Linked DNA regions of Homo sapiens: region 2 is linked to region 1. Evidence: chromatin contacts called from ENCODE Hi-C or POLR2A ChIA-PET data. All regions are on one chromosome and are shown on one strand. The core of a region is the stretch at or near the end of the contact, and the rest is flanking DNA. Distances in the headings are between cores, read along the strand shown. Region 1 holds the start of SIL1 (SIL1 nucleotide exchange factor). Region 2 overlaps SIL1 (SIL1 nucleotide exchange factor).

What was found. A loop is a pair of places that touch in the nucleus more often than their neighbours do. ChIA-PET counts read pairs that join two places held with the same protein, here RNA polymerase II (POLR2A). Pooled maps may share reads with other maps.
Region 2: a map of ascending aorta shows a loop between it and region 1 (5-fold over the local background). The contact joins the enhancer-like site here to the promoter of SIL1 in region 1. A Hi-C loop is called at or near these places in 7 of 168 maps with a recorded cell type or tissue (aorta, ascending aorta, dorsolateral prefrontal cortex and 4 more), 7 of 37 single-sample maps with no recorded cell type and 18 of 50 pooled maps. POLR2A ChIA-PET finds 5 or more read pairs at or near these places in 4 of 52 experiments (K562, activated CD4-positive, alpha-beta T cell, activated CD4-positive, alpha-beta memory T cell and 1 more).

The regions. Positions count from the first base shown.
Region 1 is chr5:139,196,481-139,200,405 of GRCh38, forward strand. It overlaps SIL1 (SIL1 nucleotide exchange factor), which reads right to left and starts at 1,888. Exons shown (of 10, transcript NM_022464.5): 1 at 1,789-1,888. RefSeq lists a silencer at 1,564-2,093.
Region 2 is chr5:139,103,346-139,107,270 of GRCh38, forward strand. The region is part of intron 3 of SIL1 (SIL1 nucleotide exchange factor); the gene reads right to left. Among named protein-coding and RNA genes, the nearest start is that of SIL1, 93 kb to the right of the region's middle. Within about 2 kb of position 1,691, at least 15 of the 41 ENCODE cell types and tissues checked have a DNase peak (open chromatin) inside an H3K27ac peak, as active enhancers do; they include ascending aorta, dorsolateral prefrontal cortex and tibial artery, where a contact is called at or near this core.

The DNA of each region.
Region 1 (3,925 bases), core at 638-3,137:
AACACACCAGGGCTCACAGTTGGCCTCAGTAGAGAAGTAATAGCTGGCCTTCAGAAAACAGCAGGGAAGGGGAAGTAAGTGGGAATCAAAGTACTAGGCAACTTTTCATTCCTGGACTGCCGCATCCCTACTAACATTTCCATCACCTGTAAAATGGGAGCAGAACGTCTCTTCTATTGCCAATTTCATTAAAACAGCACATGTATTCATGAGCAGATTAAATTCACTAAACAAATGAAAGAAAGGGGAAATAAATGTGGTGTGGTAACACCATCTTAAAAACCCGAGAGCCATGTTCTCAAAACCACAGACCAAGTTCTGACCCATGTTATACAAATATCAATCCCAATATCGTTACACTCTGGCTCCCATCAAAATCCTACCCAATCCCCAAATCTGGCTATACTTTTATCAGAAAAGAAAAAAACTTGGGTGGGGTGAGAGCAGAAAAGACACACACACACAACAAAATATCTTTCACAATGTCAAAAAAAAACCTGTTTATATGCCAGGCGAGGTGGCTCATGCCTGTAATCCCAGCACTTTGGGAGGCCGAGGTAGACAGATCACCTGAGGTCAGGAGTTCGAGACCAGCCTGATCAACATGGAGAAACCCTGTCTCTATTAAAAATAGAAAATTAGCCGGGCACGATGGCGCATGCCTGTAATCCCTGCTAATCGGGAAGGTGAGGCAGGAGAATCGCTTGAACCTGGGAGGCGGAGGTTGCTGTGAGTCGAGATGGCACCATTGCACTCCAGCCTGAGAAACAAGAGCGAAACTCCGCCTCAAAAAAAAAAAAAAAAAAAAAAAACTGTTTATAAACACATCACTTTCTTCTCTTAGCAAATATGTAAGTTTCATTCTCCTCCTGTCTACTTAGTTTGGGTTAACTTAACCCCCGCCCCATCTCTCAGATCATGTTTTTATTTAGGTTTATTGAGGTGGGAAAGCCAACTGAACTTTAAACGAAGCCAGGCATTTAAGAATATTAGAAAACTGATCTTACATATATAGGTAGTCAAATATTTTTAAAAGACATCAAATGGCATTCTAATTCCTCCGGTGCAAAGAAAGCCCCAGCCTCACACGTGTTAGCATTTCCTGATTCCTGGCTTTTCCCACTCAGAGCCCCATTCCAGGGGCTCATATGTCAAGTCATTCTCTCCTGACTTCTGAAGCAGGGATTTTCAAAGCCAGGATTCCGGGACCACCTGAATGAGAACCCCCTGGGGTACAGCTGCCCACGCACCATCTTATCGGAAATCCCAGGGAATGGAGCCCAAGGCTTATGCACAAAGCCCCTAGACGATCCGAGAGATAACACTAACCAGTCTGTAACCTCTAAAGGCAAATTTTCCAGGACAAAGAAAAACAAGCAATAAGAGAGTGACAATAATTCCACATGGGAAGAGACACACGGGTCTCGGAGATCAACACCAAACCACCCCTTCTTCGGACAGATACGGAAACTTAGGCTGGGAGAATGAAACAGGCAAGGGCACTAAAAACAGGTGCGGAGCCAAAGCCAATCTCAAATTTCCACGGCCCCATCTCCTGCCAATAAAGAGGTGAATGGAGACATTCTGAGTGGGAAAGATAAGAAAGGTAGGCCTTCGGCAGGGAGCCCCGGGCCCACTTGGACGTCCCGCTTTGGAGACACTAGTGAGGATGTGTGGGTCCCCAGAACACTGCTGGGAAGGCGCCGAGGCCGCCGGCAGGAGGAGGCCCAGGAAGCGCCCTGAGCCCCCCGCCCAGCTCCAGGGCCGGGCGGCCCTCACCGCCCCTACCTTCGGCCTCCGGCAGCCGAGTGGCAGACACAACTCCCACAATTCCAGGCGGCCGCGGCGGCGACCAGCTCCCCCTGCGCAAACGCGGCGGCGACCGTCTGAGCCGGTGAGCTGGCAGCTGTCACGCCGCTCGCGGCCTCGCCCAATCGCGGGCCGCCAGACCAGCGCGCGGCGCCCCCCGCCCCGCACCGAGGTGGGAGCCCCGCCCCTAGCCCCGCCCTCTGCAGACTCTTGCACGAGCTGCCCCCGTGCCCCTCCCCTTGGGGGGAGGGAGGGCTGAAGAGATAGCTTCACGCCTGCTTTTGCTTCCAGGCTGGAACTGCGAAGTTTCCTGTCTGATTTTCCAACAATGTAATTTCTTTCTAGCGGAAGGACCCTCAGAAAGCAATCAGAGGGGTGCGGAGTAAAAATAAATCAAGTTCTTGTGACTCAGTTTGGGACAGAAGCCGAGAGTCTCCAGCAATAAAATTTCTCGCAAATTCATGCAAAATAGGACACCTTTAAGCCACTCACTTTATATACTTGTGTAGATTTTTTACAAGGACCAGTTATTTTAAAAATAGCATCAGGTGGCCGGGCGCGGTGGCTCACACCTGTAATCCCAGCACTTTGGGAGGCCCAGGCAGGCAGATCACTTGAGGCCAGGAGTTCAAGACCAGCCTGACCAACATGGTGAAACCCCCGTCTCTACTAAATATACAAAAATTAGCCAGGCGTGGTGGCGAGCGCCTGTAATCCCAGCTACTTGGGAGGCTGAGGCAGGAGAATCGCTTGAACCCACCAGGCAGAGGTTGCAGTGAGCTAAAATCGTGCCACTACACTCCAGCCTGGGTGACAGAGTGAAACTCTGTCTCAAAATCTAATAAAATAAAATAAAGGTCACTTGCGATTCTGATTTTTTTTTAAGACAGAATCTGTGTCCCCCAGGCTGGAGTGCAGTGGCAGGATCTTGGCTTATCACAGCCTTGACCTCCCAGGCTCAAGGGATCCTCCCCCTCAGCCTCCATCCAGTAGCTGGGACCACAGGCGCGTGCCACCGTTGCCAGGCTAATTTTTTTTTTTTTTTTTTTTTTACAGACAGGGTCTCGCTATGTTGCCCAGGCTGGTGTCAACGCAGTTGTAATTCTGCTGTACCAGTGAATATCATGCTTTCTGTACCAGGTGCTGCATATATATTTTATTTACTTATAACGTCCTCTGAGCAGAATGGTCATCCCCTTTTTATAAATGGAGAAGCTGACGCTCAAAGAGGCTAAAGGAGTTATACAAAGTCATACAGTCAGGAAGTGGTAGAACTGGGAGTTAAAGCTAGATTTAAGTGTCTCCAATGTCCTGTTCTCTTTCCACTATTCCACTTTTAGACCTTCCCCTTGCCTAGACATGCTTAACCTGATGAATAAAAATGACTGCCCCCTCCTGCCCTCAGATCCCCCACATAGTGATTCCTGGTCATTCATGAGTGGAGAAAACAGTAATCCAGACAGTTACCTCCCCAAATGGCAAGTATTTCCCAATAGCAAACAACCTATTTCTGGACTTCCCTTCCCTTTTCCATGTACTCTATGAGCTTCTAGCAGACAATTTACCTTCTTGATTATGTTTACTTCAAGCAGATGGGAAACTGACTTCATAGCCACTGAGCAAACCTTGGTTACTAGTATGGGAAGGGAGAACAAGCCCCTGGGCAGTAGTTCAGTGAATAGTGCCAGTTTATGAGAAAGGTCTAGATAAAACACCTAGGGCCTGATTTGGAAAGAGAACAGCTCACTTTTCCCCTGGAACACCCAGGAGACCAGTGAGAAGAACTGGGCCTAAGAATAATTCTAGCTTATGTCACTGCCTAGTACCATAAGTACAGATAATAAATATTCAACAAATATTTCATGAGTGATAAATTAGAGAATGAACATATAAATTATAATAAGACTGGCACGAGTTATAAAAAAGATGTTAATAAAGTGCTACAAGAGTAAGAGCCTTAAAAATAGAATAAGCTCAAATCTTATAATAGCATGAATAAATGAATGCTTGGGCCAAGAGAAGAGTCCAGCTGAACACAGCTGCCAGCGCTCAAAGCGGGGCCTTTCTCCTTGGGACGGATCTAACCAGCTCAGGTATGTGGTAGGAAAGGGATAGT
Region 2 (3,925 bases), core at 441-2,940, 93 kb before region 1:
TTTTTAAAAGGTGATCTTGCCTTTCGGCTAGTACAATGTGCTGCACTGAACCAGCGTGCCAGTCAGTCTGTGGAGAATCAGAGAGAATGAATTTGAATAATAAAAGCCAGAACAAGGCGATACCTTGGAGAGAGACTTGGTGTAGTACCTTCAATTTAGAACCTCATTTCAGTGGCTAATGCAGTTGTTGGAGACATTAGCCTAATTTTTGCCAGGAGAGTCCAGCAACACAGCAGTACTAAACATGGGCACAGTGGACCCTGCTCATCTCAGAGACAAAGTGTGGAGAATGAAATTAGCAGCACTGCACTTCTGGTGCAGAGGAAAGCAAATTCTCACTCCCCTCCCCCAATTCATTACCAATCATCTTTAAAATGAAAAACACAGACATGTGTGTGGGAGTCAGCATAAGCATGAAGTTCAAGGGAAGCCAGGACCCTGAAGAAACTCCCAGGAGGCACTTATGGACCATGGGAAAGTTAATTTCAAAGGACATCCAATAAATGCTGCCCTACCACAGATCTTGTCATTGCCAAGCCCTATTTGCTGCAGGCCTGGGAAGGCTCCAGAACCTGCTGGCAGGTCAGTTTGTTGAGGCCAGAAATGGGAAGGAGAGCCCACAAAGGCCAAACTGGAAGAAAGAGGCTCAGCTCTAGACACATCTACACAGACTGGGGTGAGGGTTCCTACAACAAGTGCTTCCTATTGGCTAGGTTAAAAAGAAGCCACACCTGGTCTGGTCCAGATTTGTCCTAAGTCTCTCCCTGTGTGTCAGCCTCCATGCTGCAGGAGCCAAGCAGCTCAGGACCTTTCACTCTGCTGTAGCTGTGAGCCTTTAAAGACGGCAGCACGTGGCTCAGAGGTAGCAACAATAATTGTAGGTAACAGACTGGGCAGGGGCCTCCTGGCTCCTCCTAGACCACGCCAACAATGGGTCGAGCATGGGTGTCCCTGGCTAGCCAGGCTGAAGAAGGGACTCCTTTCTCTTGTTCTAACAGGCTGGTAGGCCAGAAGTCCTCTCTCTGTTCCTGCTGGTCTCTCACTGCCTCTGATTCCCCAAAGTCCCACTCTGCTCCCTACTCTGTTATTCAGGGTCCTTTTGTCTTGTCCAGAGATGGGTAAAAGGAAGACAAAGTTTAACCAAAGTCTTCACAGACAAGGATTTTCTAGAACCTAATGCCCCTTTTCCTCTCCTCTCCCCTAGCAGAGGGCAAAGGAAAACCCAACGTTACCAGTAACTCACTTTCAACAGTATCACAGCATCACCAGCACTAGCCTGGAGGCCTCAACGACCCTGACATATCAACATAATGACAGACACAAGGACACCTGTATATCCAGATCCTTGAGTGGGTTAGTAAGACTGCCAATCTTTTTGTTTGAATTGATTCCCAGGTAGGCTGTGGTTAAGGATTAAGACTTAAGGCCCAGGCACTCTGCTATGACCTCACTGTATTTAATGCAGCAGTAGGCACATGGCAAGTACCCAAACACCTCAGGACTTGAACTCTTCCTAAGGGTCTCTCTGTGAAGTCCCAGGAACGTGAGAGACTGTCCTCTTTTCCTGACAGATACTGAAGGCCAATCCTAGAGAAGAAGGAAGGGCTGCTTAGAGGAAAAGCGGAAGAAATGAGAGGCTAGGCAACCCAGACTCCACCCAAGAAGCACACGCAATGAGGGGAGCAGGGCAGGGATAGGGCGGCAGGACTCGCTCTCCGTACACACAGCCTGCCTGCCAAAATTTACTGGATGGCAGGAATCCTAGATCCGTGGGTGAGGATTGAGTCATGTTATGAATCTCCTTTTTCTAAGCAGCATGTGAAAAAACTCCTCCATCTCAGGAAGAGAAGGTGGGGAAGAGGGGGGCGATATGTGGGGAAGGTGGTGGTCGGCAACTGGAAGCCCAGATTTCATTCTAATGCCAGAACAGCCTCCTCAAATTACAAGGGGTCCATTCCAGAAGAAGCTAGGCAGGCCAAGGAGGCTGGACTGTGGCTTTGGATAGTCAAAATACCACTGACATGAAACTGTATCATCGCAGTGTTGATAATTTCCCTGGAAGAAGCAAATCCTCCCATAACTATAAATCAATCCCTCACTGCAATTGCAGAAATCTATCAAAAAAAAAATTCAGCTGTTACCAGAAATTCTAAATGCTTGGCACTAGAAGCATAATTAGGGGAGATTCTGAAAGGTGTCCTGAGGCAGGCCATACAAGAACAGAGTAGAAAGGAGTTATATACCCTTAGAAAGCTCATTTAGGGAATGGGCTGTGCATAATGCATGCAGGCCCGGGAGTGCAGACATTCCCTCCCGGCGGCCTGCTCAGAGGCAGGCTGTGAGCCGCGACACTGGCAGATGGCTGCCCCGGTAGCAATCGTGCACGCTCCAACGGCCGCCTCCTCCAGTCCACCCTTGAGCACAGGCTTATGTTCCCAAAAGGGGTGGAGAGCACCAGCAAACATTACCCCCAAAGAATAGTGGCTTTCCCTAGGGAAGGTAAACATTTCCATCAGAAGGCAGAAGCCGGCACAAGGCAATTTCTCTCTGTGCAGGGAAAAGGAGCCGCAAACATAAAGTTGCTCAGTCAAAAGAGACAGATGATCTCTGCAAGCGAAGCCGTGCCAAACTGTCTGTAAAGGATTTGCACATCCATCAGCATAAGTGGCTGTGTAGGGGAGGGGGACGCAGGAGTGGGGAAGGCCCACTCATGGTGCAGGATTCTCAGGACTCAGAAGCCCCAGGAGAGGAGAAGCCAGTTATTTTTCTGCTAGTGCTCTAGCCTGAGCAAAGGTATAGCAAAAGGCTTGATTTCCAGCAGATTCTCTCTGCTCTCTCAATCCTCCCAATCCATACTCAAGGTCTGTCCACTTCAAGCCTCTGCATTCACAAGGTTTTGGGGCCACTGGCTATTCAATCTTGAGCCAGCCACTTCTCCTTCCCACTGGCATCCTCCACCTTTTTAAAGTCACGTGTGACTAAAAGAGAAATGGCAGTTCACTAGTCTTATGCCTAAAATAACCTACAGAAAAATATGGTTTATGAACTATCCTGTAATATAATACACAATTCGGAGCCTAGCCATTTGTCACAGCATTGAGTAATCCACATACATCCCAAGGGTCTGACAATAAGATGTGTAAATCAACAGCAAAAAGCAGCATAGCTTAGCCATTGAGTTAAAATACAAAGAATGTTTTTTAGCATTGATTTTTTTTAACTTAGAAAATATGGGCTTCTGAGGGTAAATGCTTGTAAGGGAGTTGTGTGCTAGAATGAAAGACTCTATACTTTCCAGAACCCCCGATACCTGACTTCAAAGCAAAAATAAAAACTCCAAGACTCACATTCTTCCAATGATGATAATGGCTTTCTTCTACAAACCCTGCTATTAGCATGACAGGGATGGCCACATCAGTCATAAGAAAAGCACATGTACCTTTTACACTTAAGAAAAGCAAGCAAAATACCTGCTTTGTGCAAAAGCAAGCCACTTGGCAGGAAAGAAAATAATAAATTACTGCAAAGGCTTGAAATTATTTTTCTTTCTCTGGATGATCAAACAATGAGCGTAGGGGTAGGCATCACAATCCACAAACATACTGCCATAGTGATTGGTGCTTAGGTAGGATAAAACAGGCAGAATTTCATTTATATTCCAAAGAACAGAGACAAGTGCCCTGATCACTCAGCCCTGCAGAGAGTCCTAATGCCACATGAGTGGCCTCCTCCCCAGTTGCTGTATGGCCCCGCTGCAGGATCTGATCTGGGGTGTGTGTCTGCATTGCTATCTGACCAATTATCTGCCTAGAACAGACCTTGCCTGAGGATGCAGCAGGTGTGCAGGTGCTTAAGAGGCAGGTGTTGGGATCCCTGAGTAAGAGCCCTCCTTCTGACATGGGAGGCAAGACTGACTCAGGTGTTA